Regions from separate parts of the Homo sapiens genome. Here regions 1 and 3 are each linked to region 2. A link is a loop called in an ENCODE intact Hi-C map of the cell type or tissue named here. Cell type or tissue: PC-3. All regions are shown on one strand.

The links. Hi-C counts contacts between places; a loop is a spot of excess contacts. Peaks named below come from ENCODE experiments on the same cell type or tissue, not always from the same donor. Only the 100,000 strongest peaks of a DNase experiment are listed, where the experiment ranks them.
Region 1: it touches region 2 in a loop (11-fold over the local background); 12 of 110 quality-filtered maps call a loop at or near these places.
Region 3: it touches region 2 in a loop (2.9-fold over the local background); 2 of 110 quality-filtered maps call a loop at or near these places.

Annotation. Positions count from the first base shown.
Region 1 is chr6:80,333,560-80,341,559 of GRCh38, reverse strand. All of the region lies in intron 9 of BCKDHB (branched chain keto acid dehydrogenase E1 subunit beta), which reads right to left. Among named protein-coding and RNA genes, the nearest start is that of BCKDHB, 230 kb to the right of the region's middle. In PC-3, CTCF peaks have their summits at 2,937 and 3,137 (motif pointing left); no DNase peak of the experiment used is centred here.
Region 2 is chr6:80,602,566-80,610,565 of GRCh38, reverse strand. All of the region lies in intron 2 of LOC112267962 (a long non-coding RNA gene), which reads right to left. Among named protein-coding and RNA genes, the nearest start is that of BCKDHB, 500 kb to the right of the region's middle. In PC-3, a CTCF peak has its summit at 4,993 (motif pointing left); a DNase peak (open chromatin) is centred at 2,285; H3K27ac peaks cover 1,979 bases.
Region 3 is chr6:80,523,243-80,531,242 of GRCh38, reverse strand. All of the region lies in intron 1 of LOC112267962 (a long non-coding RNA gene), which reads right to left. LOC105377869 (a long non-coding RNA gene) reads left to right here. Exons shown (of 3, transcript XR_942720.3): 3 at 563-1,403. Among named protein-coding and RNA genes, the nearest start is that of BCKDHB, 420 kb to the right of the region's middle. RefSeq lists a silencer at 7,337-7,631. In PC-3, no CTCF peak of the experiment used is centred here; a DNase peak (open chromatin) is centred at 3,562; H3K4me3 peaks cover 332 bases; H3K27ac peaks cover 1,407 bases.

The DNA.
Region 1 (8,000 bases), 270 kb after region 2:
CTAACTCCTCAAGAATGCAAGCATCACTCTTTCCAGGAATACATCTATATGTCTGCACGAGCATAGAAAAACATCTGCTGTGAAGACACACTTGAACTGTAAACAGTGGTTACCCTTTGAGGCTGGGAATGACAAGGAGGTGAGAGAAGACTCCACGTTGTGCTTTATAATATATTGTTTTGGTTTTTCGAAAACAGTATTAATTTTGTAATAAATGATGCTGAAATAAAGGAAAACAGTAAAGTGAATAATGATTTTCTTATATGAATAAAAGTTCCTGTGTTATGTTACATAAATTTGTGATTTTACACATAGGGCTTCCTTAATTTGGAAACGATTACTGTAAATTATGTAGCATTAAGTTGTTATAATACGCTATTATAAGTATATAAAATATAAAAATCATGGAAGATAATTCAAGGATATATAAGAGAAGACTACGAATAGGATATCAGTCTTTTTAAGAATATATGCTAACTGACTGAAACAGCTTGAAATTCTCTTCACCAACAAAAGTATATTAAAGAGCCTTAAGTTATTTCTTCCATGAACTTCACTTTACACTTATTTTTAAGCAGTTGGAAATAAGACCCTTAGGTCAATTAAGCAGCTGTACTTACTTCTCACTGAATTGGTTCACATATAAATAATTTATGTGTGAGTATGTTTCTCTGCACTACCACCAAAACAGAACACCTTGTTCAGCCTCAGTGTTTTCATGCAGAAGCTGTATACATGTACGTACGTACGTATGTACACACACACACAAACACACACACACACACAGAAAAAAAATACCGAATCCCACTGGCAAGTTTGTAGATTAATGAAGACAAAGTATCTCTCCATTATAAATACATGACGCCATAACCATAGCAACCATGTGCCCTGAATTTTCATGACAATTCAGATTAATCATATTCTTCTGTTCCATAACTTAAAAACCATATTTGATGACTTTTCATTCAGAAAAAGTAAGCCACATAAATTGGGAATTAAGTAATGGCATAGCCTACAGGGCTGTTGAGAGACTTACATGTATTATGCAGAATATGGGCTAGAAACGGGGAGTGTTCGTTTATGGTCTTTCTCCCCACAGAGCTGTGTATGTAAGCTGGCTCAGTTCACGTGGAACAATAACATATGTGGCTGTGAGGCTCCAAAGCAGATTATAGTGTAACATGTAACCAGAGACGACAGGCACCTAGAGAAACTTTTCTCTAGCTACTTGGGGTCTAAAGTTGCACCCAGGATCCAGTAAGAAGGACTGAAAATGAACCCCAAAACAACAATTTAGTACCGCCTACATATATTCTGTTGGCAATGTGAAAGCACATATGACAGGTGCTTAAAGAAAAGTAGCTATTTCTTCCAAAAGACGCTGTGAAATTTTAGAATATAGTATTTGAATTTACTTCTGAATATGCCTTTTTGCAACAGGAGAATTTTCATTCTAAATTATGTTAATAATAAACCAGGCATGGGCTAAATGAGTTATATTTTATCTAATTTAACCATCTTAACAAATCCATGAAGTCAGTATTATACTCCATTTCACAGGTGAGGAAACCAAGATAAAGGAGGTTGCCCAAGATCAAATCGCTACATACACAGCCAAGTAAGATTCGAACCTGACTACAAAGCCCATTTTCTTAGTCACTCTTCTGCAAATTTTAAGACCCTACTATTGAGAATAGCAATGATAAGGGAAAAAATTGAATTAGGAATAAAGAAGAATGGTAATGTGGAAGGCAGGCTTGGATTATCAAGGTTTGACAATATAGCCTTGAGGGCCATATGAGTTAAGTTCAGTCTTAGAAGCCTCTTTCACATATAAAGAAAGGTGTAGGCTAAGATATGTGAAGGAGCTGAAAACACAAACTTGATCATGAAGGTAATACACAGAGCAATGAACAGATGGTCCTGGGTAGTGGGAACCTCCTAAGCCACACTAAATGATTCCAATAAGCATAACTCCAATTGTTTATATATTAGCCATCTGGATTGCTATGCACATTATAGCCAGAAAAGAAAGCAAACAATGTGAAATAACAATTCCAAATCATTAAAGTCACAGACACAGGCAAAATATCTTCATTTGACTATTTTCTGTAACAAAACAAAACAAATTTACCTTTTTGTCTTGTTTCATTTTTGGAAAATGAAGTATCTTGTTAAAATTAGGAAGGACAGACAACCTTTAAATTTTCTAGCAGGTAAGAGAGGACAAGCACAAATTAAAAGAATAAGATCCATTACGGTTTTAAGTAAAATATATTTATGGGGCTTTTAAAAATTAAGAGTACGTCAATTTATTCCCATGTTTTGATGAATGTAATATGTTACATATTATGTGTCCATAAAAACACATATATTAAGGTTTTCACAGGTTTCCTTGGGATCTCTCAATATCTAACCCTATTTCTCCATTCAAGTTTTAAGTATGTCAATCCCTAATTCTCCTTGTCACAGTGTCACTGGAGTTACATCACTGAAACCTCTGTCTCAGGCATTACACATCGTGGCTTCGCTCATCCTCAACAATTTTTTTTTTTATGGCAAGGTTTCATAATATAATTGATACAGCACGGAATTTGGAATTCTATCTGAAGGGATCTTTGTTCCATTGTGACTTAACCTCCCCGAGGTTTATACTGTTTATTCAACATCAAAATAGAAGTATTACAATTCCCCATTATTGCAGTTTCATATTGTTTTATGACTCTATTGTTATCTTGCCTCTATGTCTACTTAGATTCTGCAGTAGCATATAAAAAGTACCTGGTTTCATGCCTGACATGTCATAGTGCTCAATAATTGCTAGATTTTACAAGTTAAAGGAATCCCATATTTATAATAAGCACAAGGTATTTTAAATAATAGAACAAATTATCATTAAAGACAAAATTCAGGTACACAGAACGGTCAAACCTGAAAAGTAGCATCCGTATAGCACAATGCCTAAACAGCTAACATTTATTAAACACTTACTAAGCCTAAAATGTGTAAGAAAATACCAAAAATACGTAAGGCCTGTATGAGGAAGAGGGGTGGAGAGCACTGCCAGAAAGCCTTAAATGCACTCAGGCCTCTAGGAAAGGCAGTGTCCGGTGCTGCCCCCTGGTGGGGTGCAGGACGCCTAAACGCTAATTGCTGGTTCCGGGGTCGGGGGCTGGAAATCCCTCCGCGCACACAAGGTGCCTATTTCCCACTATAGAAAAGTGGCCTGTCAGTCAACTTCCGAAAAGTTAGAGTAAAAAAGCCCAATAGACAACTGGATGTAATGAACGTATACACACTTTAAAAAACAGAGTCAAGAATAAAGACCATCCAATATCATTTGGTGTGCTTTTAAAGCAATCATTTGCTTTTTGTTTTTTAATGCAAGACAATTCCAGGCTCAGATTTATTTCTAAGAACAATTTTGGAATAATTTTTACTCAGTTCTTCTGACGGAAAGTTGGCTACAGCCCATTGTGCAAGACTATATACCATCTTGAGTTGGAAAACTGTGAAGAAAAGTTCAAAGTGAGATCGGAAAATTATAGGTCTTTTATATATGTTCCTACTTCTTATATAGCTGGTATAGACTGATAAATTTCCTTTCTTTTCCTGCAAAACTATTAACTAATTTTTCTAAACATTTAATGGAAAGCCAGAAAAGCAGGACATTGTACTAAGAAACATATCATAAGTCAAAACAGGCATACGTTTCCTGTAGGATTATCTGATAAATCAGGATTTTATGTTGCTCCTTGGACCAATGAGAAACATCACTCCACAACTTAATTTCCAAGTAGCAACTCAGAAAATAAACATTTAAATTACTTTGCAAACAGCAAGGTCCAGGTTATTTCATGTAATCATTATACTACCACAACACACTTAACTATGAGAATATATTTTATTTGGACAGGACTAAATTATAAATATAATGGATAAATATATATGTAATATAAATTATAAATATAATGAGTATTGAACAGAACATATAGCGATCATGGAGCTATCATTTCTTCTCTAGGAAAAAAACATTAAGAAATAGTTTTAAATGCTGTGTGAATGTGCTTACTTTTAAACCTAAATTGGAACACCATTTAGTCCTTAATTATTAAATTAATAAAACAGCAGATATTCTGCTTCTAAATGCAATTACCTTCTAGAGGTCATAATTAGTAGTATAAGAGTTAAACTCTAAGAATATGAGAAAAACAAAACCAGTATTCTAAAATGATGTATAGTTGATACTTTTGAAGTCCGTGAACTCACAGATTTATATTTGTCCTAGTTATGTAAGGCTAGACATCACTCAGCTTCCAAATATTATCACAGAATATTTACTTTAAATTTGTTTTAAATCTGCCATGAACATTTGCCCATAGTCAAAACATGAGTTTTAGCAAATGAGAAAAAAATGATTCTGGTCTCTTGAATCACACTTTCTCAGCAAATGAGTCACAGAAACCTGTGAAGGCAGTATGCCAACAACTCCAAATTAATTTCATTACTGAATTAAATAAACAGAACTTTACGAATGTAAAATATTATTTTTCATTTAAGCTAATGCTTTAAACAATACATATCATGTTTGAAAAATAAAGTTTAAAAATAGTATGTACCCAATTTTTCAAGAGCATGGATCTATCAAATTAATTATTTGGAAAGCAGAGTCCCTAACCTACCCCCAAACTAATAGGATGCTCCCCCAAATGTTAGAAGTATGCTTATTTTATTTTGTTAACACCATGCACATGAGATGCACAGAACAAACACTCATTGATATAAGGTCTCTCACTTTTAAAACACAGTTGAACCAATGAGTAAGACAGTAAATAATATAATTTCATCCAGATTTGTATAACACTTAAAATATTATTATCAAGCCTATTTCAACAGTGCTTCTATGTAAAATCATAATCTTGACTAAATTAAAATCTGAGATCTCTATTACTTAACTTCACTGAACTATCTTCAATGCCTGCTGACTTAAAAAAAAATCCATCTCTTCCTCCTTAATGCAAATTACTGGCAATCTGGTAAATTTGGTTTTTTTTTGTTTTTTTGGTTTTTTTTGCTAAGATTTCTTTCCGCTAGTTAAAGAATGGAACTGAATCCTAAATTAGGATTTTTATTTAAATTCAGATTCCATTTTTAAAGTGGATGCTTATTTTTTGAAGTTAGAACGAAATGTTATTTCTGATCTAAATGGGTTTCCCTGGATACAATCTAGCTGCCTAAAACAAAGTTGGAGAATGGTATTAACAAATTCTTAGAAATAATTAGTAGTTCAAATTCAACAGCTGTGTCAGAATAAAATCATACATTAATATAAAATTGTCAGAACCTCAATATATTACCTATAGAAACTGAAATAAATTTTAAAATCAAAATTTAACATTAAATCAATAATTTATGTATTAATTTAGAGATTATAACAATTTTAAGAATATGAATTACTATTTTCTCAAAACTATAGCTTTATAAATTTTGCTATTTTAAAATCAGAAATAAGTAACAACAGGGAAGTGACAACTCATTTCTGTAATTTATAATCTTACATAAAGTCACTTTTTAAAAAAGTACACTGTGCTTATTGTTGTCCAGAGACCATACTTAAATATTTTAAAATATTAACTCATTTCAATTTTTATAAAATCTAAATTAGCAATCATAAAGGTAAGAACTAGCACCTCATATAAACCACTTTGTTTTTCCAGGTAAAATCTGTAAAAGCTTGTTTCTGCTTTCAAATTCTCCCCTGCATAGTCTTGAACTATCAAAGTTTCCTCACCATTTTCACCTGCAGAGCACTGTGAGAAACAACGGCAAAAAAAAATTTTCTTCACTAAATCTCTCTGCAAAACATTCTGTTTATTTGCTGTAGTCAGCCTCTAAAGATGTTTGAGGCTTTAAAAGTTCAAAGTCTAAAATTTAAATTCTTTATGAGATACACTATGTGCAAGTTTTGACATTTAAAATGTACTGGGCTACCATGCTTTTGTTAAAACACTTTACATTCAATAAAGAGGAAAAAAGGCAATGCTCTCAAATTTCCACAGACGCTGAAGCTTCTCAAATTTTATAGTTCAAATTCTTCCTATAGAAGAAAGCACTGACGGCAACGTTTGAAAGTGGAATTTCCTTAGAATGTGGAAGCATAATGATAAACATAAGCGACTTGCAGCACTGGGTCATCTCATGAACAAATCGCTCTCTGTAAGGTAGGATTTCTGATTTGCTTGGCACCAAGAAATGTAAAATACTCCTGAAAAGTGGCTTTTGATGATCATACAAAGCATTCAATTTTTCTTCTTTTTTTTTTTTTTTTCCCACAAAATTCTTCATCTAGCAGTCTTAACACCACCAAATGGTGTTCTGAAGACAGAAATCAATCCTGGCTAAAGCAACCAGACAATTCTTTTGTCTCACGAAACAGAAAACATATTCTTTTAGAATTTGAAAGATTAGAGCTACATTAAGATTTCTCCTAAAACTTGTTACTGTCCCAATTTTGCAACCTGTTTTTAAGTTTGAAGACTAATTACAAAACGAAACTACCAGAATAGAGTGATTTCTCCCTCTCTGGCACCATCTTTCTAAAAAGTATGAGAAGCCAGACAGTTTTTGAAAGGATTAAATTAGACAAAATAAAAAGTATATATATATACATATAAAAAATGATGACTGAAATATTTGCTATTTTACAAATTGTAATCTTTTGATAAAACAGTTTTATTTTACTGCTTTTTCCCTTCTCTTTAAATATGCTAAATTTCTTTTAGTGTATGTTTAAAAGAATGCAAAGGACTTGCTAAACATAAAAAAGACAAGAAAAGGGGGAGGGGGGAATCTATTTTTATCTACACAATGCCAAAAGAGATGTACCAATGTTTTTACTAAAATTAAACTTTTTTTTTTTTTTAACAGTTAATCTTGGGTGCCATAGCAACACAGCCTTTAAAGCTTGGTTTTGCTCAGTGAATAAATCAGACCAAGTCATTTTTCAGCAGTTTAATTCCAGTCACCAGATCACTGCAATTTTACTAATAAAGCACAGCAGAAATAAATGTTCTATACTATCATCATTAGGGAAATGTAATCAGAAATTTGTTAATTGAACCCCATTAGTAAATTTATCTTTGTACTCTCAAAGTTTAATAATTGAACAAATTAACAAAGCAAACAAGTTTCTGGCAGGAATATCTGACCTAAGTAAGAAAAAATTGCTTGAAATTGCCCTATTATTTATATGCAGATGATTTTTGCTAGCATGATGAGTTCAAACTATTCATTAAAACACATCTAGCAATTGTAATTATTGTTTGTATCCAATGGAAATAAAATTCAGAATTCAAAATATACTTTTCTACTATATTTACCCTATGGTTCAACTTTAAATTTGGTTAGTATTTTATACAAAGAAGTCTTTCAGATTGAATGTCTTAATTTGCATGCACACATTTTCACATTCAAATTTCAAGAACTGGGAGACATTTCAGAATTAGGGGAAAAATACACATGCCTCCTTTTTTACTCCCATAATTGGGTAAATGGTATGCTGATAAGATGAGCCCAGTTTTATACCTATTTTCACAAAGTACATATTACATGCTCAGTATAGACAAATTTCTAATAAATCTGATAAAACCATTGATCCATTAATGAAGAGGTAGTTAGTGACTGGAATCTGGTTCTGGATACTTTCATAGTTAAGTATAAAATATAAAATTAAAAATGCCCAGAGATACTATTTATTAATAAACTTAGGTAAACTAAATGTATATAGTTCATATAAAAAGCTATTAGTCACATATTTTGTTTAGATGAACCAGGGCATTTACTTAATAATTTTTATCTACTTACTTGGGGCTAAACTACATAAATTCAATCATGTCCCTCAATTAGGAATTACAGGCTACTAGAGATACAGGAGTTTGTGTATTTGTCATACACCAAAGATAATGACTTATATAAGCACCCATGGACACGCAAACAATTCC
Region 2 (8,000 bases):
ATAGCTGTGCTTTTCAAAACCAAGGTCAATGTTTTCAATGCTGTGGCTTTGTGATCTTGGTGAAAATAGTAGAAATGAAGTTGAGGCAAGGTCTGACTATTCCACCAGAGTCATAAGAAATAGCAGAAGCCCTAAGTATAGCAGAAATCTTAGAGGACTAAGAGTTATAAGGCCAGGTTTAAATGCAACTATACCACAACTGCTGCCTAATCTGAGGCCAGTCATATTGGTAATCTGGGCCTCTGATTACTAACACAAAATGAAAGGCTAACACTACATGATATCTATGGTCTCTTGCAGCTATTGAATTGATTGCATTTCTGAGCTGTCTGCCCATTCACTGAATGTCCTGCACCTTTGGTATTTTCCCAAACAGGAGACAGCTAGGCTCAGCACCATCCTGGTCCTAAGAAACTGCCTAGACCTTACTTTAAAAATACATGCTTAGGGTGGCCTCCAGGCAAAAGATAAAAATTTAAAAATAAAAAATGAAATAAAATAAAAATACATGTTTAGATCCTCTTGCATTTGCCTTACCATATGATGAGAACCTAATGCAAACAATTATTTTGGCAAACAAGTATGTTCAAAAAATGCATATAAAATTGTGAGTAGAATAAAGCTATATATGTATGCCATATCAAAAACCCTGGTTGACTCAACAAAACTAGCGCAATACCTGAAATATTTATTGAGAGGAAAATTGAAATAAATTACTCATTAAGTCAAAAGTACTAGAGAGTTTAAACCAGGGCAGTTACCAAAGTGTGTTCCACAAGAGTTAAATGTGTTCCTGTGTCCCTGTTTGAAACAAAAGGGAAAGGGTAGTTATTGTGGTCAAGTTAGTTTGGAAATGGGTCAGTTAAATAAGTTAAGCAAAAATTTTTTGCTGCAGGGCCTCTGAAAACAAGGTATAAAGCCAAACTCACTCACCATGGAAACTTTCTTTCCCAGAATACTTTATGGGGATCAGTGTTAAAAAACAAACAAACAAAAAAAAGACAAAACAAAAAAACCCTATACTGTTTACTGCCTGAGATAAATTAGAGAAATGAATATATTGAAAAAACATGTCAACTTGCTCTTTGATATGCACTAATAAATTGACATATATCTTTAATAGATACAATCAAATGTGACATCTGCTTTAGATTTTATTCAGCCAATAATGAAATTTTTTTCAAAATGACATTTGTCAAATGTCTAAATGGCTCTCAAAATCCCTCCAATTATATTCCAACACAAATAGGTTATGTGTACCTTTTGAAAGTGGGCTTTAGTATTTATGAACTGACGAGGGGAATAAAAATGGAAGAAAATGATTTTTTAAAAGTGATCTATGTTTGTCTTCCATGGAACCTTTTTCCATCTTTTCAAAAAGAATTCCCTTGGCCAATTCTGGCATCTCTCAGGAAACTACAAGCCAGGGTAAAGCAGGAGCCTGCTGTAACACTTCATTCTTATGTGTCATTTAAAAGGCATGCACTCTTTGTGTGATTCCAATAACACTGGACATACTGAGAATGGGGGTTATGTTAGGACCCCATAAATGATGCTTCATCTCATCATTTAGGCTTGATAAACAAAGGAATGCTGTGAAAGAGAGGAGTTATATTTTAGAATGAGGTATCCCAGTTTTTCAATAAGTTGAAGAAAACTTCAAGCCTACAATCAAAAAGACAAGAAATAGTCTATAAAATAACACCCTTACTTTAAAAAAATTGAGGTTCTTTTTGCAGAAGTGATATTTGGGAAGGCTGTCTATGATCTGTTAGTATATGAAGTACTTCTATAAAAATGAGAGAGGCCTCTAAGACCCCAACTAAAGGAAACGCCTCGAAGTTATCATGATATAGATTTTATTAGGGAATATTTTGGGGTATAGTATATCAGTTTAAGCCTAAAGAACTACCTGTGATTGGTAGGGCTATAAGGTGTGCCTGCTAGGGAGTATTAGAGAAGAGACTGAAACTCCTCCTGGGTAAAACTACAGCAAAATTGAATTGAGACACACAGGTTTGGTTCAAGGACTACAAAATAAAAGGCAAGACAAAATTATTGGGCAGTACAATGTCAGTCACTCATATTCCCCTTACTTCAGAGCTTGCAGATTCATGACCAAATACCAGAATGGTATTGACCAAATACCAGAATAGCATTGACTGAAGAACAAGTAAAACCAAGGGCGACCAGCACAGATATACAGAACACAAGACAACTACAGCGCTGGGGTTAATCTCATCCCCCACAGCAGGAGATACTGGTGACTAATGCTAAGACTTCGTTGACACATTTGGCAGTCAGCACTAGCAGCCTGGGAACAGACACTGTTCCTTCTAGAATCATCTCCATAGGGTGGCATTGGCAGCAAAGCTGCTGTTTTTTATACCAGAAGGCAGGAGACATATTACACTGGCATATGATAAAAGATAGAGAAAATCGAGCATAGGATGCCACTGGGTAGTTAAAAGGCTAAATTTTCTGATTGTAGATGACATACATCTTAAGAATGCTATAATTATTTAATAAAAATGTAAGGGTAATCCAGAGTTCTCACATGGTGAATAGGAGCATGGCCAGAGAAATACCAGTTTGCAGCAATCATAATGTTCTATTTTTATCCCCATGCTGGTGTGGCCTGAGAATCAAGAATTACATAAGAAAGGATTGCATAATATTTAAACTGCTTGTATTGGAATGAAGTGCTGGCTGGCCATGGTAGTCTTTATAAACAATGGAAAATCTCTTTTAATCAAATTGGCTTAGGTTTGGTCCATTGTAAGAGGTTGTGAATTTGATAACCGGTCAAGGTCATCTCCCTAATCACCATGAATGTCCTCAAGAATACTGCATTATTTTCATCTGATTTCCAAAGATCAGGGCACTTTGGCTTATTCTTAGTTAAGATTTATTATTTCCAAGCTGTGTATTCTAGAGTATAATTTTAAAAATCATTCAAAACTACCATAATGATCATCTACTTGAGTATTTTTAATACCAACAAATAATTTTCATAAAGATAGTCCACATTTTTATAACATGCCAGGCTTTTTCAGTTTCTCCATTTGATTATTGGACCCTATAAGAAGAGCAGATGAGAAAAAATTTGCTGAACTGGCCAAGGATAAGCAATTACTGAATGATAAAGTTGGGTCTATACAACTGACATGTCTGGGCTGCTAATTCAAGCCAGCTCACTGAACCACACCACTCCACCTTCTCTTCAGCACTTTCTCCCAATCCGTGAATCACTTCAACAAACTCAAACATTACCCATATTCACACAACCAAAAATCTAAAACAATGGACTTCTTTAAACTGCTATTACCAAGAAGCATGAGACAGTTAAATCTTCCTAAAGGTTTAATTCTTTTAAAATACAAGGTGCTTTTAGACTTTGAGTTTTCAAACTTTACTTTTTTAGTGTCTTTCATGAAATGAATGCCAACATTGGTTTATTTGTTTCTCTTCTGGATGTTCTTACAAAACACTTGGTGGAGCGTTTTCTTCTCCAAGCTGTAATGCTGTTCTTTCCACAGCATAATCCAACCACCCAGCCAGAGGACAGAAAAGGTGTCCCACACAGAGTTCCAGTTACTCTGTGAATTTATGCCTTTGGCACAAGGAATAACCACATTATGTTAAAAATTTTCTACAGAGTAGAAATAGATAATAGAAGAAACGATTTTTATGACAGATAGATTGTTTCTTCCTAGGGAAGGCAAATATTATATTGTTGATCAGTCATACAGACACACACAATGTGTCCAATCTACTTCCTCATAAAATAATTTTAATAGTCTCAATCAAAGGACTCTTCATATGACATGTTTTTAATGATCAATTGAAACAACTAAATCTAATATAATTCTACCTAATATTAGAAATTACAAGTGATGAGAATGCCCGCCGTGCTATGATATCTGGAAATTCCCAGAGTTTGTGTTATATTTCATTAGTGTAACAATTTATACAAGCCCAACACAAAAGAAACAAAATTGTCTTCTCTTTAAAAATGAAATATGCTATAAATCCTTCTTTTTCTTGATATCCTTTAGCAGAGGAATAAAATGATTCATATTAAACTCATATTAGCTTTGCATCATCACATATTTTTATTATTTTTTGCTTCTTTACTTCCCTTGTGGCAATACTTTAATATAACTTTATTGAATTTAGGGGACACTTTTGGAAACAAGATATGATACATCCAAGAAAACTTTATACTGAATTCATCTGAAGAATGCAAGAAATGACATTCTTAAAGCTTTGCAAAGGGTGCCGTAAATCATACATGAGTCTTTGGCAATCATCATGATTATATTTGACAAAATTGTCTAAGCCCAAATATCCAGGATAATGAGAAGCTCCTTTGACCTATAATCTTTAAAAGACATTTCATATGAAAATATGAACACATATTATGTATAGTATATGTGTTAAATGTGTACACATAGATACTTGCATGTATATATATTTTAAAACATTATTTTCCGAGTGACCATCTCTGTGATATTCCTGATTGTATAGAAAATATACATTGATTCTGAATGTAGTAAAAACTCCATTATAGTGTGAAAAAATCTCTTGAAAGATTTCAGATAACACCAAACATAGCAGAAATTTATTAATATCATTTACCTAAGCAACAGTTAGAAAGCTAAATTTTTTATTCATTCAAAATCTCTTTGCCTTACTTCCTAAGCCACCTAGAAGCCTAGAATTTTAGTCCTAGATTTTGAACAGCAGATTTTAAGGTTTCCACTCAAAATTGGGGAAAGAAATCCTTCACGTAGAATCTTTTAGAACTGGTTTTACAGACACATGGTAATTATATGGCAGAATTTCTACCTTGGGATTAAAGGAATATATTTTTAAAGTATAGCCTAGCTTTAGACAGCAACCATCAAGGAAGGTCCGCAAGCAGAAACAGAAAAACTTTAATATCTCTTTTGCTCCCTCTGCTGGTTGGTTTCATAGAATGAAGAGTGGGTGCTTTGAACTCTCCTTTTTGCCAGCCCCATTATCAGCCTCAAAAATGCTAATATATTTTAATTTTTCCCAGACTTTAAGGATTTGGGTATCAGGACTTCTCTAGTTGATTAATGCTGTAATTGAGTTGTTGGATCTCTACTTGTTTGAAGTATAAATGACTAGATAGGAGAACATGAATATGGAAGTTCCATTAGATTAACAGTCCAACAGTTATTGAGCATGACTCAGAAGGGAACATATGACATCCTCGTCTTAAAGTAATATGATCTCAAGGAAGAAAAAGACACACGTATATAATATTACCCAACAAAGAGGCAGTATATAATTCAGGACTAAATTGTATGGTATCAACTGCATGTTCAAAGATTTGAAAAAATTCATAAACAAGAGGCAGGAGTTGGGCTGAAACTCAAAAATGACTGTTATAGAACACAAACTCAAAAGCAATAGGAGTAGTTGTTGAAGGAGCAAGATACAGTGTGATCAATAATATGCTGATTTAAAATACAGAATATTGTGTTTTAAAAAACACTGTAATTAAACAAAAAAAATAAAAAAAACACTGTAACTGTGGAGTGTAAATGACTTGTATCTTAAACAGAAAGACTAAAAGATGAGTCAATCAAAAATAATAACTACAAGAGCTTTTCAAGACCAGGGACAGCACAATCAGATATAAATAGAAAGATCAAAAAGTTAAAAGGCAGAGGGACAAAATTAAAGTGTGGCATTGTTATTAGTTCTCTCTTTGCTTTTTGTTAGTATGCTTGTTTCTTTATGCCATCAGTGTTAAGTTGTCATCAGTTTAAAATAATGGGTTATAAGATATTATTTTCAAGCCTCAGGATAATCTCAAATAAAAAACATACAACAGATACACACACACAAAAAGCAAGAAATTAAAACATAACACCAGAGAAAACCACCTTCACTAAAAGGAAGACAGGAAGGAAAGAAAGAAGAAAGAGAAAGTCCACAAAACAACCAGGAAACTACAAATAACAGAAGTCCTGACTTACCGATAATAACATTGAACGTAAATCGACTAAATTATCCAGTAAAGAGATCAAGTGGCTAAATTGATTTTTTAACAAAGACTTAGTGATCTGTTGATTGCGAGAAACACGCTTCACCTACAAATACAAACAGACTGAAAATAAATGGATAGAAAAAGAGATTCCACTCCAATGGAAAGCAAAAAAGCACAGGAGTAGATATGCTTATATCAGACAAAATTGATTTTAAGGCCAAAACTCCAAAAAAAGAAAACAAAGGTCATTATATAATGATAAAGTGATCAATTCAGCAAGAGGATATAACAATTTTAAGTATTTATTCACCCAACATTGGAGCAGCCAGATATATAAAGCAAATGTTATTAAAGATAAAGTAAGAGATAGACCTAAATACAGTAATAGCTAGAGACTTCAACAGTCCTCTTTCAGCATTGGACAGACCTCCCAGACAGAAAATCACAAAGAAACGTGGGACTTAATCTGCACCTAGACCAAATGAACCTAATAGATATTTACAGAACATTTCATCCAACAGCTGCAGAATACATATTCATCTCCTCAGCACATGGGTCATTCTCAAGGATAGACCATATGTTAGGTCACAAAATAAGTCTTAAATCATTCCAAAAAATTGAAATTACATCAAGTATCTTCTCTTTCCACAATGGAATAAAACTAGAAATGAACAACAAGAGGAATTTTGGAAACTATACAAACACATGGAAATTAAAAAACATGCTCCTGAATAACCAGTGGGTCAATGAAGAAATTCAGAAGAAAGTTGAAAAATGTCTTGGAACAAATGAAAATAGGAACACAACATATTGAAACCTGTGGGATACAGCAGAGGGAGTACTAAGGGGGAGTTTATAGCTATAAGCACCTTCATCAAAAAAGTAGAAAAATATCAAATAACCTAATGATTCATGTTAACCAGAAAAGCAAGAACAAACTGAAGCCAAAATTAGTAAAAGAAAAGAAATAATAAATATCACAGAATAAATAAATGATACTGAAATGAAGAAAACAATACAAACATAAAAGAAACAAAAAAAATGTTTTTTGCAAAATTAAAGTCAACAAAACTTTGGTTAGACCAATGAAGAAAAAAGGGAGAATATCTAAATAAAATCAGAGATGAATAAGGAGACATTACAAATGACACCACAGAAATTCAAAGGATCGTTAGTGGCAATTATGAACAACTATATCCCAATGAACTGGAAAGCTTAGCAGAAATAGACAAATTCCTAGACACATACAACCTGCCAAGACTGAACCATGAAGAAATCCCAAACCTGAAGAGATCAATAACAACTAATGAGATTGAAGTCATAGTAAGAAGTATCCCAGCAGAGAAAAGCCCGGGACCCAAGGGTTTCACTGCTGAATTTTACCGAACATTTAAAAAAGAATTAATACCAGTACTACTCAAATTATTTCAAAAAATAGAAGAGGAGGGAATATTTTCAAACTCATTCTATGAGGCCAGTATTACCCTGATAGCAAAACCGACAAAGACAAATTTTAAAAAGACAACTACAGGCAAGCATTCTTGATAAACATTGATGAAAAAATCCTCAACAAAATACTAGCAAACCTAATTTAACAACACATTTATAAGATGATTCATTGTGATCAAGTAGGATTTATCTCAGGGATGCAAGGATGGTACACCATATGCAAGTCAATCAATGTGATACATTGTATCAACAGAATGAAGGACAAAACCCATATGATCATTTCAATTAATGCTGAAAAAGAATTTGATAAAGTTCAACATGCCTTCGTGATCAAAACCGTCAAAAAAGTGGGTATAAAAAAAACATGCCTCAACACAATAGAAGCCATATTTAACAGGCCCAGTATCATACTGAATGGAAAAAAAAAAACTGAAAGCCTTTCCTCTAATATCTGGAAGATGAAAAGAATGCCCATTTTCACCACTGTTATTCGACATAGTACTGGAAGCCCTAGCTTGAGCAATTA
Region 3 (8,000 bases), 79 kb after region 2:
TCCCAAGACATGAAGTTTCCAGCTAGAGTTGTCTAGTCCATCACACTGCTTCAAAGAGCACAGAAGCTCAATATCTAATTGGGAATGGAGGAGGATGAACAGCAATGTGTTTGGCTAGATGCCACATCAGGAAGCTAGTGTAGTTTTGAAGTTACCTATATCCTTCAAACAACATTCACTAAATAGTAACTGAGCATCTACTATATCCCAAAGACTGAAATAAGCTGAAACTAAATATATATATGGGGAATGTAAATTTTCAGTTAGTTGGGACTGGCTCTGTCACTTACAATCCTAGTGGCCTCAGATAATTTAGCTTCTTGGGGACCTGATTTGCACTTCATAAACACTGTTAATAATACCTACTAAGGAGTGTTGTTGTAAGGGTGAAATTATTGATATAAGTATTATCAAAACAAACCCTCAAAAATGGTTTCATCTATTTAAAAACTGTGCTTGACCATGAGCCCAACAAGAATCAGACTCAGCATTACATTTGAGTGCCCCCGTGATTTCTCCAGAACAACACACTGAGTAAGACCCACACTAAAATTGTTTTCAGAATCGGAGATGAGAAAGTGACCACATCAAAATGGAGAGAAAAGTAAAAGGTGAGTGAGAGAGAGAAAGGCCAGACATTTTCTTGTGTTCTATCCTGTGCCATTTCAGAGCAGAATACTATGCCTCTAACTGTAGATTATTCTCATCTGTAAAATCTGGAAGGAGAAATGGCAGCCACCTTTCAAAGTCTATTCACATGCTGTGGTAAAATATATGTATCTCTGTGGGACTGACTGCAGCCTTTATTAATGTGCTCAGATTTCTCCTCGGAGTAAATGTTTATTAATACATAAAAACCTGTTGAAAGCTCGTAATTATCCACATATATTGCTCACACTTTGTAGACCATTCACAGAATATTCAGGCTGGATTTGCTCCAGCAACTTACCACATATATGGCTAACCAACAACTGGTGTGTTCTCAAGATGCCCAGATTTCAACATCAGCATAAGGCAAAACAAGCTAAAATGAGTTTTACAAAATCAAAGAAAAATTATTTGAGAATTATCCATTGATTGTATTTATCTATGCCGGTAAACTCTTCCCTTATTTGGACAATTAAGAGTTGTCATTGTTTTGCTTTGTTTTTTCTCTCTAATGTCGAATGCAGATAACAAAACTTACTTCAAAAACTGAAATTTAGAGATGGCCTATTTGGTTTTCTGATACCCTAATAGAGTTCTTTTCCCTTTTGGACCTCTTCAGATTGTATGTAAATATGTGTGTGCAAATGCCTGTCGGTAGGTGAGCCTATATAACATTTCAAAAGCTTTTCTTAGTCTCTAAGTTCATTAGTTTAAAAATAATTAAAAACTACTACTTATTATTTATCCCAAGGTTTTAGTGCCTTCTTTTTTGGTACTTGATTTCCAGGATGAATGTAATGAAGTTTTTCATTTTGTTTTACTAGTTGTCCTCTAAGCCTATTGTATTTTCAAAACTTAATTTTAGAGAATATACAACAACAAAAATATCACTTAAATCAGACTCTTGCAGAAAGGATTTCCTGGCTACAGAAGAAATAAATGTAAATTTTGCTGTAAAACCTTGCTATCCTTGAGAAATCACTCGAGTTTGAAGCATGCAAATTCATGCATCTAGTTCATAGAACCAGTGGCCCTCAAACTTTTGTTTAAGGAGCGAAAGTTTACTATCTGAATAGCACAAATTTGCAATAACTACAGAGCATTCAGAGAAGTTGGTACCATTTCTAACCAAATATAATTAGAGGACACACCTGAAGTGATGGTGAAAATATCTTCACTTTTCTTTGAGTAAATTTTAGAGCTGGAAGGCTAGAAAGTACATAAATTAGACATTGCAATGTTCACATTTAGTGAAAACTGAGGCCTCTAAAAGTTAAATGAATTTTCCCAAAGTTGCATTGTTTGTTAGTGTCAAAAATCGAACTATAACCCAATTTTCTTCCTTCTAGCCCAGTACTTATAATTTAAAATATTGGAATAAAATATAGTGAAAGATAATGTGAGCCATTATTAATGACAAAGATTAGTAATTGTTAAATTTACTTCTAATCAAGTTTTCCAAAATCTGTTTCTTGAAATTAAACTTGTAAGTACATATTCTTCTCCAAACCACCCAACTTCTTAGAAAATGTAATATCTGAACACCCATCTTAACTTTTTCTAAACCAAGAAACTTAAGCCTACTAGCTACTGCTTCTATTCTTGTGACCTACTCCATAGATTTTCTTTGGCAGCCCAGTAAAAACCTCACATGTTGAAATAATTTATTTCTGAACCTAATATCCCTCTGCAAATTCTTCCACTTGATTAACTTTTTTCTCTTTATCATTATCTCATAGATATTCTAACAGAATAGGAAAATTGCTGATTTCTCCAATTATGAAAATAAATTAAATGAATGAATTTGAGAGAGAAATGGAGAATTAACTTCTATAAATTTCTTGGATATTATACAAGTTTTAACTAATTTAAAGACAGCTTCTTGGGGTTTTTACTTGTAATCTAGTTACAATCTGTTTAAGAATAGGTGAGGTTCAAAATAGTTGTTTCTCAGCCATTTGGTTAAACTTTTAAAATAAACATCTATAAGCAGTCCCTAAAGCCCTTGGGCGGTGGGTGCTGGCAGAGTTGAGCCTTTGTGGTGTGCTGTAGGTATTTTTTATACCTGAAAAGTTTTCAGGTTAAACATTTGTAAAGGAAACTTTTTTCTGAGTGCAAACAAGGGACAGGGTACAAGGCTGATCTGGTGGTAATTAAGGGAAATTAACCAGGAACACATGTAGTCATCAGTTCTCCCCCTTGTCCCTGACTTTCAGAAGCACTTTTCACCAAGACACTAGTGGGCAGTGCCTTGCACAGAAGTTGCTTGTTTATCTTATCTTCATTGTAGCCACTCTGGAACAAGAACAGAAAGGAAATCCCCTGCAAGCTCTGTCTCCCAATTCTCTGGCTCTCAACATCACTGGTAGGAATGGAATACTAAGAGAGGCATTATTGAAACCAAACTCAGTCATTCTTGGCCCCTGGAGCACCATGGCAAGAATTGGGTACTTAGCACCAAATGACTTAGTTCTGAACAGAATGAATTGGCAGTACTGAAAAGGGAGATGGTTGTTTATAAATATTTCATGGAGTTAATGGAAAAAGTACTAAAGAGAAGCAAACAGTGTCACACAATGCACCTGGTAGACATGATGCACCACCTGAGGCATTTTCCAGTTAGCTTTGCCTTTTTGTACGTTGGGTTCTAGGAATCAAGTAAGTTCTTTTCTTTTCTGATTACTCTCGGTAGATTTGTTTCACTATTTACATTCCTATTACCAAACATGTTTGGCGGTACCTTTTTGTGAGAAACCAAGACCACGCATTTTCTGGATCTGCTAAAAACCTCTCTGACCCAGGGTACATCTGTAGAGATTTTGAAATCTGTATTTACACATAAAGGTACGTACACTGTGTAGAGCAGTAACTAAGCAACTATCATGTAATCTGATCCTGGAAGAGAACAAACAACGACTGTTTACTCTCTCTCATCCCACTTACATTTTTGAAAGCCCAAATAGAAAGTACTTATAAAAACAGCACTGAAACTGAATAGATAGGCTATTGGTGGTAATGACTTACTCACGTGTTGCTCAAACTTAAGAAGACCTTAGAGTGTTTTAAAATGTTTCCTCTACACAAGTGAACTTTAACCTTGATAAGGCTCACAACAATTATTGTATATAATTCAACTGTCCAAATATATGCTTAACTAGTATGTGGATGTGGAGTTTAGTATGAGTGACAAATCTAAAAACGCAGCATGCTATTTCATAGAGTGCATTCAAAAGTAAAGCCAAGGAGAACATTCTTCATGGGAGGCCTGTTCAGACATCAAAGTTCTGGATAATATTGACAAGGCTCATAAATTTGGAGGGGAAACCCAGTGTATTGCCCAAAAACTAAATCAAATATTTGGAAATAATTGAAAATATTTGTACAACTATGATCGAATATCAAAAATTAATCAACAAAAGAAATAAGAAATTTAGCCAGAGTAAGCAAACTAACATGATTTGAAATTCAGACAATCCCATTTGACAAGGAAAATATAGAAAACAGATTTTAATTCAGGTCCAATCTCTGGGACCAACCTCCACTTTTGATTTATACATGGAAAGCTCTTCAACTGGAAAAGAGTAAGGACGGAGCAAAAGGTGAAATAGCAAGAATACTGAGGGAAGAGTCACTCATGGCTCTTCTATACAGTCATAGATAACTTGGTTCCCAGAGAACCTAAAAATGGACAAGTTGTGACCAAAGCTTAGCCCTGATTCATTTCAGCAACTTGCTGACACTTCTTGAAGAATAATTCCAACTGTGTTGCATAGGGTTTGCCAGATGAAAAATGTAAAATGTCTTCCACATTAAGATCACGTGTGCTGTAAAGAAGTCGTTGACTTTACTGAAGCTTTTATTAAGCATATCTGATAGCCCAGAAATAATTTTCAGTTACCAGTCTCTTAAGGACTGTGCTTTTTTCTAAGCTATGATAACTGAAAATGTCCAAGGACATTTGGACTTCTCTGGGAAAAGTTCTAAAGGGGAGAAATACAGGTAATTCAGTGCATTGTTGATGTTCCAGCTACAAGAGTTTCCAGATGAGAATGAAGGTATCTACATAAAAAACACTGGTAATTCTAATTCTAGTGTTCAATTTGAGTGATTTTCCAGGCTCAGTGTCTCATCCCTATAATCCCAGCACTTTGGGAGGCAAAGGATGGCAGATTACTTGAGGTCAGGAGTTCGAGACCTGCCTAGCCAATATGGCAAAATCTCCTCTCTACTAAAAACAACAAAATTAGCCAGGCATGGTGGAACACACCTGTAGTCCCAGCTACTTGGGAGGCTGAGGCAGGAGAATCGCTTGAACCCAGGAGACAGAGGTTTCAGTGAGCCAAGATGGTGCCACTGCACTCCAGCCTGGACAACAGAGTGAGACTCCATCTCAAAAAGAAAAAACAAAACAAGTTTGAGTGATTTCAGAGCAAACAATTAATTACTGAAAAAAATAAAAATGTAATTATCTTCTTTTGTCGTGAAGAGATACTGAAGCCATGAACACATGGGAAAATATCTTTTTCCTGAGGATACGGCCAGCCATGCTCCTTACGTGGGGGCATATTGGAACAATTGTCCCGCAAAAGCCCGTGCTCTGGTTTCCAGAATGTCAGAAGCCATTCTGTGGTAGCTTCAAAAAGAAGCTTTTTGCTTGGAGAAAAGCCTCATGTGCCAGTGAACAGTTTTTAAAGAGATTTCTTCACCTTTCAGTTTTGATGAAAAAATTCATAGTGTTAGAGCTGTGACACCAAGAATTTTCAAACATGCCAACATCCACTATTAGAAAAGCTATCATATCTGCTGCTCCTGCTCCATATCACTCTTCGGCCTCTTTTCTGCTTTACATTTGTATGGCACATTTTTAAATCACTTAACATACTACGTACTTTTTACATATGTTTATCATCACAGCAAAGACTTTGTTTTATTCATGTTGAATAAAACATCTCTAGTGCTTAGATTGTGGAAGAAACATAATTACTCGATATGCTGTGCATATCAAATTCATATTCTCATTCCTATTTTATAAGAAAAAAAAAACCTGAGGCTCAAAGAGATTAAGTAATCTACCCAAGGACATATAGATGTAGATAATGATGTGGCAGATTCACTTGCTTTTTCCAAAGTGTTGACAAATTTAGCTACTTGGAGAAAAAAGCTTTCAGCAAATTAATGCTGTATTTGGAAGAACACATAGTTTAGATATCTCATATTCACTGCATGTATTATATTTGCTGAGCATTTTGTAGCCCATATATATATCTATCTATATATACTATGCTTTTATATATATATTCTATGCATATATATATATTCTACGCATATATATACATATATATATTCTATGTTTTAAAAGAGAGATGCCTCAAAAGGGAAGATTTGCAGGAAAACTCTACAATGATTTTTAGACCTTCATTTTGTGTACACATCATTTTGTGTGCACATATTCTCATTTATATTTTATACAGAAAAAAAACCCTGAGGATCAGAGAGATTAGGTAATCTACCCAAGGACATATAGATGTAGAATAGTAATCACTGGGTGTAAACATAGGTTAAATACCAACAGACTATGATGTGATCACTGTTTGGGGAGGATCACTCGATGATGATTATGACAATGACAATAAGAACAAACACTTGGGCAGTACTGACTATGGACTCCATGCTTTCTAAGCATATACAGTTGTCACTAACTCATCTCATCCGCACAGAAACCCTCGAAGTGTAAACTATTATTATCCCCACTTTACTGATAAGAAAACTAAGGCACAGAAAAGTAACTTGCTCAAAGACATACAGTAACTGTACATAGTTAAGCCAAGATTAAAACTGAGGCAGGCTAGCTTGAAAGTCTGTGCTTTAGCTCTCTACTCTCTTGACTTGAAAATGGCAAAGTGTGTCTTTATTCAGCAAGCCACTTGGCAAGTCTTGATCTTGAAGACAACAGAAGATGTGTGGATTGAATTGAAGCAAATTAGCAGGGTTTATATTTTATTAAACAAATTATGTTAAGCAATACTGATTAATTAAACAGTGTTACCTTAGAGGAAGGTTCCTAGACACATACCACAAGGTCCATTCTGTTCAGTATTTACATCACTTGAATGGATACACAGAAGACAAGCTCACCCAGTTAGCTGATGACAGCAACCTGCAAGGTTCTGCAAAGGTGTAGAATGGCATAGCTTTAAAATAACTGTGTAGCACCCTCACTGGAAGGAGAGTGACAGAGTGTTCAGAGAAGGGCAGCAAGGCTTCTCTTGAATCCTCCACCAGTGTTAATGCTCTTCTTTTCCTCTCTCCTCCTTCAGCCCCACTTCCTTTTCCTGTTTTAAGCTACAGCCTGTATCATGGTCTGTTGCCACTTGCAATGGGTTTGCTGTAATTTAGAATCACTGATGATGGTAACCTTTCTGTTACCCTGCTCCCTACCAAATACTGAATAGTCCTCCTATACCCAGGTGGATAAAAATAAAAACAGCTAAGGCAAAGTATCTTTCTAATTCCCCACCTTCTCATAATACCTTTAAAATCATTCTATCGTAGTTACTTGGTAAACGGCATTCTGCTCCCACGTCATTCACATTAATATTTAATGTTTGATCAATTTAAATGCATAGAGTTGCAAAGTGCACTCACAAATTCTTGGTAGTTTCCATTTGAAAATAGAAGGATGACTCACCAGGCTCTCCTTTTCCTGTAAACAAGCTTAGTGCAAAACACTTGAACCCTGTGTGTTTTTAATGTCCCTAACTTCTGAATGTTCCTGTGTGATAGGGGCGGATTAACGGCTCAAGCCATATAACAGTAGGTTGAGAACAAGCCTTCCAACTGCAAGCGGTGTTGTGTTTCCTGTAGACAGGTGGAAGCCGCCTCGGCTTCGGGCTCAGGGATGCGCCCTCTCCTGGCTCTGGGCCTTCTGCGCCTTTGTTCAAGGGCTTCGGCATCCACAGCTGGAGAGAAAGTGGCAAATACTAAGAGGAAGTAGCTAAAGAATTCCGGAAATTCTGCCATTTCCTTAACAGAGGTCCGCATAAATAGTAGAGCTCCTGCACCCCACCACATCTGCCCTGTCCACCTGACCCTCCTGCGCCATAAAAGAAAACACACCGAAGACCCAATGTGGACCACAGAGAAATTTGTTAGAGCTGTTGTTTCACTGGGTTTGACATTGACTTGAGGGAGCGGGACATCTAAGCTACTTTTAACAAATAACATCATTTATTAATGCCTCTCTGTGCCTGAAGCAACTCATTTGTTATAGTGCCTGGGAACACGGCCGTTGAGCTCATTTTCAAAGAAAAAGGAAGGAGGACACTGGAAAATGTTTCCTCTCAGGCAGACAT